2 separate regions of the Mus musculus genome follow, and region 2 is linked to region 1. Evidence: chromatin loops called from intact Hi-C (ENCODE). Cell type or tissue: heart. All regions are shown on one strand. Links, peaks and the distances in the headings refer to the core of each region. The heading gives the core; the rest is flanking DNA.

Region 1 (8,087 bases), core at 3,698-6,197:
CCATTAAATAAATATAAGAACAGAAGGCCCACCTAGAAACTATTTCTAAGAAGCTACTATCACTGTAATAAAAAAAAATCAGATAGAGACCCAACACAAAGTACAACAACAAAAGAACACAGTAGCCAATATTCATAAGGTAGTCAGATTCAACATGCTAAAAAAAAAAAATAAGCTGGGCGGTGGTGGCTCATGGCTTTAATCCCAGCATTTAGGAGGCAGAGGCAGGCGGATTTCTGAGTTCAAGGCCAGTCTGGTCTACAAAGTGAGTTCCAGGACAGCCAGGGCTATACAGAGAAACCCTGTCTAAAAAAAAATACTTGGAAAAAAACCTACAAAGAAAACACAAACACATGTGAAAAACATTATCAACCATGACAAATTGGCTTTATCTGTTAAAAGAAGTGATGGTTCATAATGTGTAAGTCAATAAAAATGACAGAATATTATGGACAAAAATCACATGGTCATGTCAACAGGAACAGAAAATTCCTCAATGTACTCCAATATACTTTCATGATAAAAGTGCTAGAGAATGTAGGACTAGAGGGTTGTTCCTTCAAGAGCAGGAGTATCAAAAGGAAGGAAGGAAGGAAGGAAGGAAGGAAGGAGGGAGGGAGAGAGGGAGGGGAGGGGAGAGAGAGGGGGGAGGGAAAAAAGAAGAAGAAAAGTGTCTTTGGACTTAAGATGCCAAATCTTTTAAATTCAGACTCCATTTTAGAGACCCTGACCTAAGTTTGAACTCAGATAAACTAACAGGCTGGTACCAAACATTAGTTTCCAAGTTGCCCCCCCCCAACAAAACCCAAGCCTAGTTCCAGTCTCTAGGCTAATCCAAAACAAGACCAGAGTTTCCAGGTTACACCCTCAACAAGATCAGTGCCTATAGATTATTCCCCCAACAAACCTGCACCCCCAGGTTACAAGCCCACTGTCTTAGTCAGGGTTTTACTGCTGTGAACAGACACTATGACCAAGGAAAGTCTTATGAAAAACAACATTTAATTGGGGCTGGCTCACAGGGTGAGAGGTTCAGTCCATTGTCATCAAGGTGGGAGCATGGCAGCATCCAGGCAGGCAAGGTGCAGGAGGCTGATTGTTCTGTGTCTTCATCCAAAGGCTGCTAGTGGAAGACTGACTTCCAGGCAACTAGGGTGAGAGTCTTAAGCTCACACCCACAGTGACACACCTACTCCTACCAGGTCACACCAATTCCAACAAGGCCACACCTCTAAATGGTGCCACTCCCTGGTGCAAGAATATACAAACCATCACACCCACCCCTTGCCTAATGACCACCAATGCAGAGGGGGAGCAGAAGTTAAGTTTATGATATGACTCCCAGCACCAGCCGATTATGTTAAAGGCCACAGGAGCTTTCCAATTAGATGTTTGCACATGTATTCCCTGCTTGCTGCTTACTATAAAGCTTTGCCCCGTAGACATCCCCCCCCCAAAAAAATCTGTCCTGCATGATGGTGGTGCACTGGGGAGGGGGGGTGCACCTCAGCCAGCTCGAGTAGAATAAAGACCCTGCTGTGAGTTGCATCAGATTGGCTCCTGTGTGTTTTTGGGGATCACTAACATTTCCATGGCACAAAAGACTGACTGAAATATTTTAACTTAAAAGCAGAAACTGACAGCAACCTATGCATCTCGGGGTTATTCATTTCTTGTTTTGATGCCCATCAAAATCAGCACAAATAAGGTTTTTGTATTCATTTCATGACCTTTGACATGTACACAACTATCACCAGGAACTGAATGACATCACCCAACACAGGACACTTCAAAGTTTTCCATAAATGACTTATCAAACGTGACAAGGTTCCTGCCTGGCTTTGTTAAAATCAGTGAGTCCTTCATTCATATCATCACTCACAGTAACATTAGGATGAAATGAAAAGAGCCTTCGAGGAAAAAGTCAGGACTGCACAGCATAGGAGACTGACTCCTCCTGGAGGAAGAAGAGGGTATTCCACCAGGACACATTACTGCATGGATGTCGGTGATACCAGATTTGATGGATAGTGGTAGATGTGGTGGTCATTTTCCATTTGCAGAGTGTCAAGTTGTTCAGGAAAAATTCAGGTAAAATTAGAAATCCCCATGAGGTCATGACAGGAAAAAAAAACAGAAGAATATGCAACAATAACTAATCTTTCCTGAAAATCAGAGGAAGAGTCAAGTCAGGCAAAGAGGAGAACCTTTCCCCACATGGTAAATGGAAACAAGTTCCTAATCTCCAACATTAACAAAAGGATGCTAGTGAAAATGTGGATTTAAGATTTCAAGTACGTCCCATAGAACTTCTTAAAGCACATTTGTAACATCTTTATTTTTTTTTCCATTTTTTATTAGGTATTTAGCTCATTTACATTTCCAATGCTATACCATGTAACATCTTTATAATTAGAAGATGTCAATTGGATGGATTTCTGTCCGGTCCCTGGTGCTCAGAAGTGAAAGGAACATGAAGAAGTTATTATAACACCCAAAGAACAACATTTTAAGAATCTTTTTAATATGCAGAGTCTCACGTAGCCTAGGCTCCCTTGAGTTGGCTATGAAGGAGAGGATGACTTTGAATTCCAGGACTCCTGACTCCTCCTCAAAACACAGAGATGACAGAAATGAATCATAGAATATACTTAAGTTCACTCTTCAATAATTAGGCTGTTTGATTTTAAATACATATAAATAAATATTTGGTGCCTGTAAGTTATATGTGACGATGCTCATGTACTCTTTCTATATTATAAGGACTGTGTTTTGTTGCACAAGGCAGCACACAATTCCCAATTGATAAACTGTTATATGTAACATTAACTAGGAAGTGTCTATTTATTCTAGATATGGTTGCAAACTCATTGAAAATTCCAGTAGCTAGGACAAGGTGGTCTGAAGCCCATGCTTCCTGACAGTAGACTTGAATGCTGTAGGTCAGGCTCCAGCTCTGGCTCACAAACACTTGGTTTGACTGAAGAGTGATAATATAAGCAAGATCCCCTGAGATAGGGGGAGCGGCTGTGGAGGAGAAATCTTGAAACACACACACACACACACACACACACACACACACACACACACACACACACACACACTAAAATCTGTGTGTATTCTGTGAATGCAAAACTCTTGTAAGGAGTCTGTGGGTGCAGAGTCTGATGGCCCACGTGTAAGTTCACCGAGGGGCAGAGCCTGGAATTCTGCAGGTTCAGGGTTAGCTGTCTTACCTTGGGCTGGTTTTACCTTCAGGGTCAGTCCTTGCCTCACTCTATAGTGGACCACATAGCTTATGACAATAGATAAAAACCTCCCAGAATCCACTGACAAGGGAGAACATAAGTTTCTATGAATCCAAAAGCTAAAATCTCAGCAGATGGTATCTTAGGTGAATAGAATATCTCCCATATATCGTAGTACATGCTTCTATCGACTCACACCAAAGTATTTTAAATTTTCCTTGGTTAATGACATTCTTTGTTCTGTAAAACCATGAAACTGATTCCATGTTGGAGCATAGAATTTGGATTAAAGTAAATCTGTGTTCTCAGATCAAGGCTATTCAAATGGCTCTGGACTAAACTATTCTCTTAACCCTTCAGGAGGAGAACTATGCATAGACAGGAACCTATGTGAAAAATCATTAGACCCCAAATGTATAACAGCTTTCCAAATTTATATTCCAGCTGTTCCAAAGCAGTTGAAAAACTTGGGGAATTCTTCCTAAAACTATTAAAGGTGCCTCAGTAAACCTGAATGTCACATTGAGGGACAGAAAATTTAATATTTAAGACAGTTAAATTTAGGACAGTTCAGACGCTGCTGACAATGTGAAGAGACAGAAGAAAATCATGTGATAAGAAAACATAGTACAATGTACAGAGCCTGGCAGATTAGAGAGCAATGTACAGAGCCTGGCAGATTAGAGAACAATTTACAGAGCCTGGCAGATGAGCAGAGCCATTTTCCTCTTCCCTTTCAGACTTTCCAGCCCCACCCAGCAATCTCTCATCACACCAAGTCGTCTCTCATCTGAAAAGAAGTCCAAATTTGGACAGAACACATACTCAGAACCGTTGAGGTACTGCTGTCTAGCGATTTTAATTTGATGTGCAAAATCCATAATTATCTGGATTGGGCAAACATAGGTTCATACCAATTACAAGATTATTCTGTGGCTACATAGCCATGTATTGTGATGATTCAAGTCACAGAGATGTCTATTGGAAATTCCCACTCTAACCAAGGCATCCATAAATCTAACAATTCATTCCAAAGGAAAAGTAACTAACAACCCACACAACAATCACCGTCACAGGACTCTCTGTCCCTAGACACTAGGACCTTTGGGAAGCTGTGTGAGCTCAAACCAGGAGTAATCTCTAGGACATAAAGTATATGGGGCGCTAGATGTCCACGTGTTCTGTATGTCCTAAGAATCTGACAACCACCACAGGAGAACCCGTCAGCTAGGCAGAGCACGTTTCCCCAGCAAAGATGCGTGAGCTCCCGTCAGCATCTCAGGCACAGGCAGTGAGCAGACCCTGCCTGCCCTTGCCATCCTGCTGTTTCCAACCTTCTCCTCTTCAAACCTGTGCCCAGGGACAGTGGCCCAGCCTAGGTCAGCACAGCACCTCAAGGTCAGCAGCTTCCTGTCTCACAAGCCCAAGTTGGCACTCTCTGTGCCCTATCCGCCACCCTGCACAGTCCTTCAGATCTGCAAGATGGTGCTGTTCCCTGCACCAACCTCCATGGCAGAAATCCAAATGCAGCGCTCAACAGGACAGCTGCACAAATTTGAGAAGAAGCGAAGTTTGAAGAAAGAATACGGAATTTTGTTGCTGACAGCTCTTTCTGATGACGTCACAGGCGATGGGACTACATTTCCCACAAGTCAGTTGGAAGGACTTCCGGGAACCCACTGAAGAGCTTTTGTACACTGCCTGGATTACAGTCCACTGAGAGCAGCTGCACATGGGCATGCACATGGAATTTGGGCTCTTTTAAAATCCTTGGTCATGGCACGAAATGTTTGCCTGTAAGATGAGCCTTTCACAGTAATCACGTTCATCACGTTTCCATGTTATCTCTGCTACAACTCTGATCTATGTATAGAATCATTCACGAATGAAAAATTCATGCTTTCATGATCTGCTTTATTTAAGAATGTGGAAGCAGGAAGTTAATGTAGGAGTGAGCATTATCTCTTTACGATTCTATTGAAACCATCTTAGTCGCTTAAGATAGAAGAATTGGAGATCAAATCTAGTCACCAGCAGATGTTTTCTTAGTACAGGCTTTCCTGTCTCCCAAGGGGAGGGGCAGAGTTCCTGGGATCACAATGGTGTGTGTACTGACTGTCGAGCCATTGTGCACTTACAGGATTTCCCTTTGCCTTAGGTTTGATGTTTCTTATTGATTTTCCTGTCTCTGCACTGATCCTGTCATCGGTCATATTTGAAAATATTTGAACATTAGTGTTATCTGTCTTGAACTTCCCTCCCTTCTAAATAGAACACTTGAGTGTTTTCTCCTTGAATACAAAGGTATCAGATATATGTTCATATTACTGTCAAATAAGTCACTGTAATAAAGAAGTTACACTGGAAACATGCAGGATTGAGAATCCCTACCTTTTCATGGGAAGGTTTATTCCTGTGTAGTTCATACTTGAGTCAAAGTTACAAACTCCATTACAGAAAAGGCTTCATACTTCCCGGAATCCTAATGATCCAAAAGGAACCCGTTTCAGCGCAAAGACTGTGCAGAGTCCCTATTCTTTTTCAGGAGTATGTTTATCCAGAGATGCAGATCATTTGCTCACTCAGAGAAACTAGAGGCAAGGAGCAGTACGTGTGTGTACCTGTGCTTGATTGGCAAGCATCATGACTGGTCTGTCCTCCTCCTGAATGCTGCAGTGAAGGGCATTGTCAGAAGCCACAAAAGTTATTATTTCTCAGCATAGCTAGTTTTCCAATATGTGTTATGTGTTGAGGTCTGGTCTGTTGCTATGTATGTAATGCTAAATTCTATACCCGAAGATCTAAGCCTACCACAGACTTCTCACATTTACAAGGTTCTGTTGTGCAAACCTTGTTCCTTGATTTAATACTATTAGTTAAATCAAATTGGCTACAGCCAATTACTGGAGAAATTACAGGTAGGTGGGTTTTGAGTTACCTGGTAGAGGGTCGAGAAGAGAGAGAGAAGGAAGAGAGACCAGGAAAAGGAGGAAGAATGGGGAAAGAGGACAAAGATGCCATGTCTCAAAGATGAGACATGGCCATGAGAAACAGCAAGTATCTGGGGTATACCATCGGGAAGAAAGGAGGACACCAGGATAGCAGTTAGAAGAATAAATGAGGGCTGCCCTCCCCAGTAATTGTCAAAGCCAATGGAAATAACCATAGTCTGAGTCTTATTTATTTGTAAGCTAGTCAAGGGTAAGCTTAAATTAGTTGTGTGTATGGTATATGTATACATGTATGTTTGTGTCTTTTCATGCACACATTTGTAAGAGGGTAGTCATTCACATGAGATGTGTTCATCCGTGAGGATGCAGCATCCATTTACAAGTCTTCTGCAGTCTCCATTTCTGTGCATTGTGGCTGTATAATTCAATAGGAGGAGGAGTTACGGTGGTGTAGTCACAACCTGAACATATCATCAAAGAGGAGCCTCATTCAGCAGAATATTAGGAACCCAGGCATAGTTATGGAAAAGTCTACTGGAGCCAGAGTCTCAGGACTAATATGTTTGTTTAGACCATGATCCCAGTTTTAAGTTTACTGCCTACTATCATTTTTTTACATCTTGACCATTTAATTTTCTCTCTTTGAAACATACTCTAGTAGGTTCTATTTTTTGCAAAATCACTTTAAAATCTATGCTTACAGGCTAAAGAGATTGTTCCATGGCTAAGAGTAATTAATGTCTTATAGAATATGAGTTTGTTTTCTAACAGGCACATGATGACTCTCAAGCACATACAAGCAGCAGTTCTAGAGGATCAGATACCATATTTTGACACCACGAGGCTCATAAATCATCACGAATCTATTGTAGAATAGATACACACACACACACACACACACACACAAGCTTCTAGCAAAGTAAAATAAAATATTTAATTAAATAAACTTACACTGTTTATGATGCTACATACAATCAATTCCGTTAGTTATTGGTCAGAGAGAGTTGGATCTCTCAGTTGGAGACACCTGGTTTATAGAGTGGATTTCGGATATGTCAGTGCTATAGAGAGAAACCCTGTCTGGAACAAGAATAATAATAAGAAGAAGTAAAACAAAGGTTTCATGTTTAGGAAAAAAAATGATCTTTAAAAGGAATATTCTTTTATATGTATATATATATATATATGTATACATAAATGAATAAAAACTATCAGTTTTCATTTACAAGTTAGACCCATTTGTCAGTCATAAGCAAAAATCCACTGAAATACATTCCTTGCTAGAGCAGTTCTCAATACTCATTAGGTTTACCATCCTGAGCCTGTACCAATTCCCTCAATACATTACAGGTCCTGTCATTAACTACATCCCTTACAGGAAGGTACATGAGATGTGTAGATACTTCCATACCTTCTTGGAAGACATACTGAGCTGATTACATAACAAATGGTGACTTCATAGAAGTTTGATCACTGAACATCACTATATGACTTTATAATACATCCACATACTTCTCTTATTCCTCTTCATAAAATGTAATGATTGTACTATCTATTGGTGTATATGGCAAAGTTTACTTTAATGAACATGTGTCTTTTGTCTATCTTCACACCTCTGTGGTGGTTATTTTATCTTGTTTAAACTCATCTACATGTGCATTCAGGCTCTACCCACTCCTCCAGCTCATCGAGGGATATCTCAGTTTCCTTGCCAAACAAAGCAAGGTTCACTTTTCCAGTTATGCAAAGCCCAACAGTGGCCAGAGGTCTCCCCAAATAACCATTAATCTTTGTACTACTTCATAGACTTGTCTAAAGGCTTATCCCATAAAGTTCACTTTTAGCCAAGGTTCCCTCTATCCAGATTACCATATCATCTCTCTCAAGT
Region 2 (8,087 bases), core at 2,254-4,753, 420 kb after region 1:
GAACTTTAGTTTTCTGTCTTCAGCCAGGAGTGGACTTCGCCAGGCAAATCTGACACAGGATACAGTGCCATGAAGGAGTCAATGTTGCAGTTATAGGGGGATCCAACACTTCTCCTGCAACTGGGGATATCTGCCCTAAGGCAGCTGTTTCTGAGGTACCCTGTGCTCTCATTACCATCCGTGTGTGATTCATCTCTGCATGGACTCCTAGAGTAGCACCCACTTCCTCATTCCCAAGCCTCTCACCTGTGTCTCTAAAAGGTTCAAGCCAGGTTTCTCCACTATGTTCCCAGGAGAGTCGCTGCCCGTCTCTGTGTGTACTAACAAGCATCCTCATCTGTTGTTATCAGCCTCTTTCCTGCCTTTCCTCTCTTTGTTCTGTGCTCACAAATCTAACATCATCCATGTTTTCACTAATGACCATATTGCGTGCTGTAACATCACTGAATAATATCACAAATTAAGCAGTGAATTGAGGAGCAAAACAGAGAGAAACTGTACCGCAATTCCCTAAGTCTTTTACTTTTATGATGTCACTAAAAACTCATTCAAACTAAAGACATGCACTTGTAACCACATTAAGATGACCTCAAAATTACCAAAAAGAAGAATATAAAGAAAAATAATGTATTTGGGTTAAGGAATATAGAGCTGTTTCATAATGGAAAAAAATAAAGGAAGCTGTTTTAAGTCAGACACACAAAACTAATAAAACAACAATCACTTTTGCAGCATGTGGCTGACTGGTGGTCATGCCTGTATTTTTTTCCTAAAAACCATATGACTAGATTTCATTAAAAAAAAAAACAACAACAACAACAATATAAAAGATCATGCTGGCATTTGCCCTTAGTATACTACAAGATATCATAAGATAGAAAGGTTCCCTATGCACAAGGGTAAGTACGCTTAACAATGAAAATGGCCGTCTTAGCAAAATCAACCTACAAATTCAATGCACTTCTCACCAAAATTCCCACGTAATTCTTTACAGATCTTTAAAGAACAATTCTCAATTTGATAATTATATATATATATATATATATATATATATATATATATATATATAAAGGCCCATGTTGCTGTACCATCAATACATTGTAAGGAATGTGTTTTGATGTACAAGGCAGGATTCTGACTTCACATACTCCTATATTTTTCCTAAAGATTAGCAACATTAACTAGGAAATGTCTATTAATCTAGATAGGGTTGCAAACTCATTGAAAATCCCAGTAGATAGGACGGAGTTGTCTGAAGCCCATACTTCCTTAGAGTCAGCTTCAATGCCATGAGCCAGGCTCACTAATTCTTGATTTGACTGAAGAGTGACAATATAAGCAAGATCACCTGAGATAGGGGGAGGGGCTGTGGAGGAGAAACCCTGAAAAAGCAAACACAAAAACAAAAAAAAAAAATGAGTGTCTGACTGTGAATGCAAAACTCTTGTAAGGGGTCTGTGTGTGCAGAGACTGGTGGCCCATGTGGAAGTTCACGGAGGGGCAGAGCCTGGAATTCTGCAGGTTCAGGGTTGGCTGCCTTACCTTGGGCTGGTTTTCTCTTCAAGGGCAGTCATTACCTTACTCTGTAGTGGACCACACAGCTTGTGACAATAGTTTAAAAGAAACTCCCAGAATCCACTGACTAGGCAGAACATGAGCTTCTATCAGTCCAAAAGCTAAAATCTCATCAAATGGTATCTTTGGTGAATAGAACATCTCCCATGTCTCACAGTACATACCTCTATCAGACTCACATCAATGTATTTTAAAATTTACTTGGCTAATGACATTATTTGTTCTGTAAAACCATGAAACTGCTTCCAAGTTGGAGTATGGAATTTTCACTAAACTAAATCTGTCTTCTCAGATCATGGCCAATTAAATGGCTCTGGGCTAAACTATTCTCTTAACCCTTCAAGAGGAGAACTGTGCATTTTGCATGAACAGGAACCTACTATGTGTAAACCTTAAGACCCCCAAGTGTGCTACAGCTTTTGAAATTTATCTTACAGTCTCTCAAAGACAGTACAAAAACTTGGGGAATCCTTTCTAGAACTATCCAGGAAGCATCAGTAAACCAGAAAGCCACATTGAGGGACAGAGTACTTTTAGAAGAGATTAGTCACTGCTGATAATGTGAACAGACAGAAGTAAATCATGTGGTAAGAGAACAATGTTCAGAGCCTGGCCTATTAGCAGAGATATTTTCTCCCTTCCCTTTCAGGCATTCCAGCCCCTCCCTGCGATCTTTCTCTCATCACACAAGTGTACTATCCTATCAGAAATGCAGTCCAAATTTTGAAAAAATAAATATACTCAGATAGTATTATTGGGGCACTGCTGTCTAGTGATTTTAAGCTTAAGTGTAAAATCCATAATTATTTGGATTGTGCCAACATAAGTTCAAAACAATTCCAAGATTATTCTGTAGCTACATAGCCTTGTATTGTGACGACTCAGGTCACAGAGGTGTACATTAGGAATTCCTACTCAACCCGAGGCATCCATAAATCTAACAATTCATTCCAAAAGAAAAGAAACTAACATCCCACACAACAGTCGCCCTCACAAGACTCTCTGTCCCTGGAACTTCCGGAAGTTCTGTAAGTGCTGGGACTCAGACTACAATCACATGAGTAAGGGTCAGCTAGGCAGAGCAAAGTAGAATGCTCCCTTCAGCATCTCCGCACAGGCAGTCAGCAGACCCAGCCTGCCCTTGCCATCCCCTTGTCTCTAACATTCTTCCCGGCCAATCCTGCTCCTAGGGGCAGTGGCCCATCCTAGGTCAACACAGTACCTCCAGGTCGGCGGCCCCCTCGCCCCCCGCCCCCCCCCCCCCCCCGTCTCCCAACCAGCCTGAGCCAGCTCCCTCCGCGCCTGACCCGCCATCCTGCACAGTCCCTCAGATCTGTACGACCGCACTGCTCCCTGCACCAACCTCCATGTCAGGGATCCAAACCCAAGACACTCGATTAACTTTGGGGAGAAGCAAGGTTTAAGAACGAATCCGGAAGTTTGGTACCAACGGCCCCTTCTGGAGTCGTCATAATTGTTGGGACTACATCTCCCACAAATCAGTGTAAAGGACTTCCAGGAACACACCAAAGGAGTTCGGTGCACTGCCTGGGTACCTGCCTAAGTGTGAGCAAGTGAAATTGGAAAGAAACAGGCACATGGGCAGCCACAGGGCATTCGGGCTCTTTTGAAGTGCTGTGGTCTCAGCAAGGGATGTTAGCCTGTGAGTCGAGCCTTTCTCAGTAATGTTAATTATACATGCTAGTTATTTCTGCTAAAACGTGATTTTAAAGCTCAAATCTACTTATGAAATCATACTAACACATGGGAAATCATGCTTTCATGGTCTGCTTTACTTAAAAATAAGGAAGCAGGAAGGTAATGTAGGACTGAGCATTTCTTTAATGAAACCACGCTTGGTGATCCCGCCTGACATGCAGCATCTCAGGTGCTTAAGACAGAAGAACAGGAAATCAAAACTAGTCACCACCGGGTGTTCTCTGAGCACAGGCTTTCCTCCTCCCCATCTCCCAGCAGGAGGCGCAGAGCTCCTGGGATCACACTGGTGAGTCTACTGACTTTTGGTACACTGTGCACTATAGGATTTCCCTTGTTCCCTTTGATGTTCCTTATAGAATTTCCTCTCTCTCCTGATCATGCCATCATTCATGTTTCAGACTATTTAATATTTGGTATCTGTCTTGAACTTCCCTCACTTCTTTAGGAAAGTTTATTCCTGTGCAGTTCATGCTTGAGACAAAGGTATGAACCCCATCCATCACAAGGAAGATTTCATGTTTCTGTGATGCATTCTGATTCACAGGGAAACTGATTCAGAACAGAGACTATGTGAAGTTCCTATCAATTCTTGTATTCCAGGCAGTGTGTTAACCCAGGGATACAGCTCCACTTAGAGAAACTAGAGTCAAGCAGTACATTCACCTGAACACTTGATTGGCATGTCTGTTTAGAATGAGGTCATGACTAGTCTGTACTCCTCCTGAATGCTGCAGTGAAGGGCACTGTCATCAACCATAAGGCCTTAGCATTTCTGGACATGTCTAGGATTCCAGTGTACATGTGCATGTGCGTGTGTGTGCATGTATGTTTGTGTCTGTTACATGTAAACCTACCTGAGAGGGCACTGACTCCTCTGGGAGGTGCTGATCTGTGAGGATGCAGCATTCACCCTCAACTGTTCTGCAGTTTCCATTTCCTCCTAGTGGGATTGGTTAATTCAAGAGGAAGAGGAGGAACTAATATGGTATAGGAACAAAACGAACATGCAGAACCTAACTGAACATACAGGAAGCCCCATTTAGCATGATATTAGGGGCCCAGGCATACTTAGGGAGAGTTTACCACAGTCTGATTCTCAGGCCTTATATGTTTCCTTAGACCATGTTGGCAGTTTCAACTTTATCAGACATACTATCATTTTATAAAAACTTGATTATTTTAGTTTCACCCATACAAACATTCTGGATTAGCTGTGAGATTTGACCAAATTCCTCTAAAATCTATGTTCACTTACAGTAAGCGAAGGAGATTGTTATGTAGTTGAGAGTAGGTAATATTCTTACAGAGCATGAGTTTGTTTTCTAATAATACTGTCCTTGCCCAGGTGACTATGGCATGAGAGAAGGTTCCTGCACAAACGTGGACAAAAGAACGTATGCTAAAAGAAGGAACATTCATAATGTCCATTTGCCAGAGATCCTTAGGTCTGAGTCCTCTGAGATTAACTCCCGTAGGCAAAGAATGATGGGTTTCTGGACAAATGGCTCTTGCCTGACAGCCTGTCTTGTTAAACTACTTGATAGCATAATGCTTCTGCTTGCTCTAAGCTGTACAAATATAAGGTTGTATAGCAAGATCAGCTAGCCAATTGCCTTCTGTCAAGGGCCCAGATAAATGCGTGTCCATAAATGACTTATAAAAAACACAGGGAGGTTCTGTTTTGAAATAAAAGTTGTAACTTAAATAAAAGTGAAGATATGGTAGCTTTGTTTAGAACCAGAGTAGCGGTTTCAATAGCTGGGAAAAGATTAACTACATATTGTGAATCAAAGTAGAGATTAAAAGGACAGCTTTGCAACTTAGTAAAGGCAAAAATCACAGCGATTAGTGCAGGAGTTTCAGGGGGTTCCACTAATGATGAAAGAAAGAAAACTAAATTCAAGAGTTTAAAGCCCTAGCCAGAAAGTTTATTCAAGGTCCATGTCTCATGTGGCTTGCTAGTTAGGAGGGCTTTTTTGGGCTTAGAGCAAAGAACAAAGGCTGTAAAGTCATCCCAGGAACCAACTATCCATTGAGATAAGAAAGGCACGAAAGGACAATCTCTGGACAAGCTAAAGATAGTAATGGACCACCTGCTGATATGGTTTGGGTTTTAGCCAGATGTCCTGCCGACCAAGATAAACACCTTCCCTTTAGAGTTACTATCACATACTGGTCTCTGATGTTTAAATTGCCCATTTGTGTGTAACTGCGCCGATTCCTCCCCCAGTTCCAGACCCTTTTTCTACAAAAACCTCTAGCTTTCGAGCCTAGTGGCCAATATCTGTTACCTCCTGTGTGAGATGCATGTCAGTCCTGAGCTCCGTCATTAAACTACTTCGTGTGTTTACATCAAGACGGTCATTTTCGTGATTTTTGGTTCCACGCCGAATCATGAACAGAGTGTGGGTTTCCCCACTAGGTTCTTTCAGTGATAGCTACAGGCTTGCCTTTTGCAGATCCGTCAGTAAAAGCTAAAGCTGCACTGGGCAAGTGATCAACAGAATACTAAAATGGAAAGGTAATCCATAGAGTTTTCAAAAATCATAACAAAGGATGACTGGACAAATGGTGTAAACTCTGGCCTGTAAAGCTAATTCACACAATCTGCCAATCTTCTGAATGTAAAAGAACTTCAGTCAGTTGTTCATTGTTATACCCATTACTTCCTTACTGCACCTGAACCCTTTGGAAATCATGTGAGTCACCAGAGTAATCTAGGAGTGACAGGTTGATGGATAGACTCCAAAGGACCATCTTGCCATAACCCTCCTGTAGGGGTATGAACAGTAGTCAGTACTATAAAGCCCCATGCATCATCAAGTTTTGGGATTGTTTGTTTGTTTGGTTGGTTGGTTGGGTTTTTGGTTTTTTGAGACAGGGTTTCTCTGTGTAGCCTTGGCTGTCCTGGAACTCACTCTGTAGACCAGGCTGGCCTCGAACTCAGACATCTGCCTTCCTCTGCCTCCTGAGTGCTGGGATTAAAGGCGTGCAGCACCACGCCCGGCTCACATCATCAAGTTTTATCCTCTGTAGTTGTTGTTTATTTGTAGCCTCCCTCAGCCTTGAAGCAGGCTGATCCATACTTTGACCTTGTTGCCACTAAGAAGGAGATTACCTAGGGTAGAGCCTTCTGACCTTGATGGCTCTATTTGCTTTTTTACAAGGCTCTGCTTCCTGCTGAAAGGTCCTTGAGATATTCCGGAGATCTCCTAAGGGCTGGCTCCAGGCACCAAGAATGGGCTGGCGGGGGATGGGCCTACACTATTTATAAGCACGGACTCTCAGTAAACTTCAGAGGCTTTGAACAGAAAGGTTTGTCTTGGCCTTGCTCTTTTCGCTGTCTGATCTCTTTCAGCCCCAGCCCGCCTTTCCGGGGAGCCCAGTTCACATGGCCATAGGCGGCTACATTTATTAATAGCCTGTTCCATAATTATTAATGCATTTTTGCTTCCTCAGTTCAGAAGTGAGAAGGTTGGGGGTTAGAGTCACCTTTAAGTATGTCAAATAAGACTTAAGCTCCTCAGTGGTTAATTTAAGAAAAGGAAAAATCCAATTAATTTCCCCTAAATTTCTTTGAAAGTCACTTCATGAGTTACTTTAAATGTTACTTTGCTTTTATAAAGCTTTAAAAGTTGATGGGCCACAGTCTCTGAATAATTAACTCTTCCCAAAAGTTCCGTAACATTACGACTGAGAAAGTGGAATACAGCATGAAAAAACATGTTAGAACACATATAGAATGACTTTGGAAACATGATGTAATTATAATTTTAGTTTGAACATAAACGTCACATGCTTTGCTCTGTACATTTGATGATTACACGAATCTGTTCATTTTAAAGAGTCCATACATCTTTCTGTGTCTTAAAGCACTGAAAGACCTCCGAAGGGAGACCCTCACTCAAGTCTTGGTATAATAGCGGACCCCCAAGAACTCACGAGAGACCAAGCTTGATGCAAACCACAGGAGGCTTTATTCAGGGAAAGCCAGAGCTCTGGGGATGACTCGTATTCCACACAGGGGTAGAGGAGTCGATCCTAAGGGGAAAGGGGTCCCAGTTTTTATAGGCCCTCAGGGGGGGAAGAAAAAGGGGGAAGTAGGGGATTTCCAGATCTAAACAATGTTTCTCAAGAAATGGGAATGGGAGGGAAACAAGGAAAGAGTCTAATGCAGGTGTAGTAACTCCGGATTGGCCTCAGCTGTGGTTGCTGGGGAGATTTTCCGACTCTATCCCAGCAACCAATATCACAAACACCTGGCAGTGAGGTGCAGCAGAGGGCACACACCTGAGTTCAAGGAATGGCCAGAACATTGGCATACACATGGGTTCAAGGAGCCACCAGAGCATTGTGCACCTCTATTTTTCTAGATCAGTGAAGCTACATCTACTAACAATAAAATCTGTTTTGCCAATTTCAGGGCTTCTATGACCTTTTACATTCTGTCAGGATCTTTCAGCACCAGTACATGGAGTGTACTCAGTAAAGCGTGAGGACCTGCACCCTGATCCATCTGGCTTATTTTTACATAGATTCTGGAAAGAGGAGAACAAGGGAAAACAGACTTAGAATTGGCATGGGACCAGACACCTTTCACATCAACATTTCTATGTAAGATAATGACTATGGAGGACACTATGACAGATAACTGTGTAACATAAAATGACAATGTAATGAGAATCTGGGTTCCTTGCTTATGTGTTTGACTCCTGTTCAATTCTTTCTAATTTCTTCTCATGGTCACTGACATATCATACAGACTGGGGAGAAAGAAATGTCATCAGAGAACT

The links. Hi-C counts contacts between places; a loop is a spot of excess contacts. Peaks named below come from ENCODE experiments on the same cell type or tissue, not always from the same donor. Only the 100,000 strongest peaks of a DNase experiment are listed, where the experiment ranks them.
Region 2: a loop joins it to region 1, with 2.1 times the contacts of the local background. A loop is called at or near these places in 3 of 42 quality-filtered maps.

What each region holds. Positions count from the first base shown.
Region 1 is chr13:67,301,597-67,309,683 of GRCm38, forward strand. It overlaps Zfp457 (zinc finger protein 457), which reads right to left and starts at 4,816. Exons shown (of 4, transcript NM_001003666.2): 1 at 4,754-4,816. The coding sequence starts at 4,759. In heart, for the core only: no CTCF peak of the experiment used is centred there; a DNase peak (open chromatin) is centred at 4,895; H3K4me3 peaks cover 1,524 bases; H3K27ac peaks cover 1,186 bases.
Region 2 is chr13:67,726,123-67,734,209 of GRCm38, forward strand. It overlaps Zfp65 (zinc finger protein 65), which reads right to left and starts at 3,051. Exons shown (of 4, transcript NM_145622.2): 1 at 2,939-3,051. The coding sequence starts at 2,944. It overlaps Zfp85os (zinc finger protein 85, opposite strand), which reads left to right and starts at 3,140. Exons shown (of 3, transcript NR_027969.1): 1 at 3,140-3,580. In heart, for the core only: a CTCF peak has its summit at 3,555 (motif pointing right); DNase peaks (open chromatin) are centred at 2,789 and 3,069; H3K4me3 peaks cover 1,266 bases; H3K27ac peaks cover 909 bases.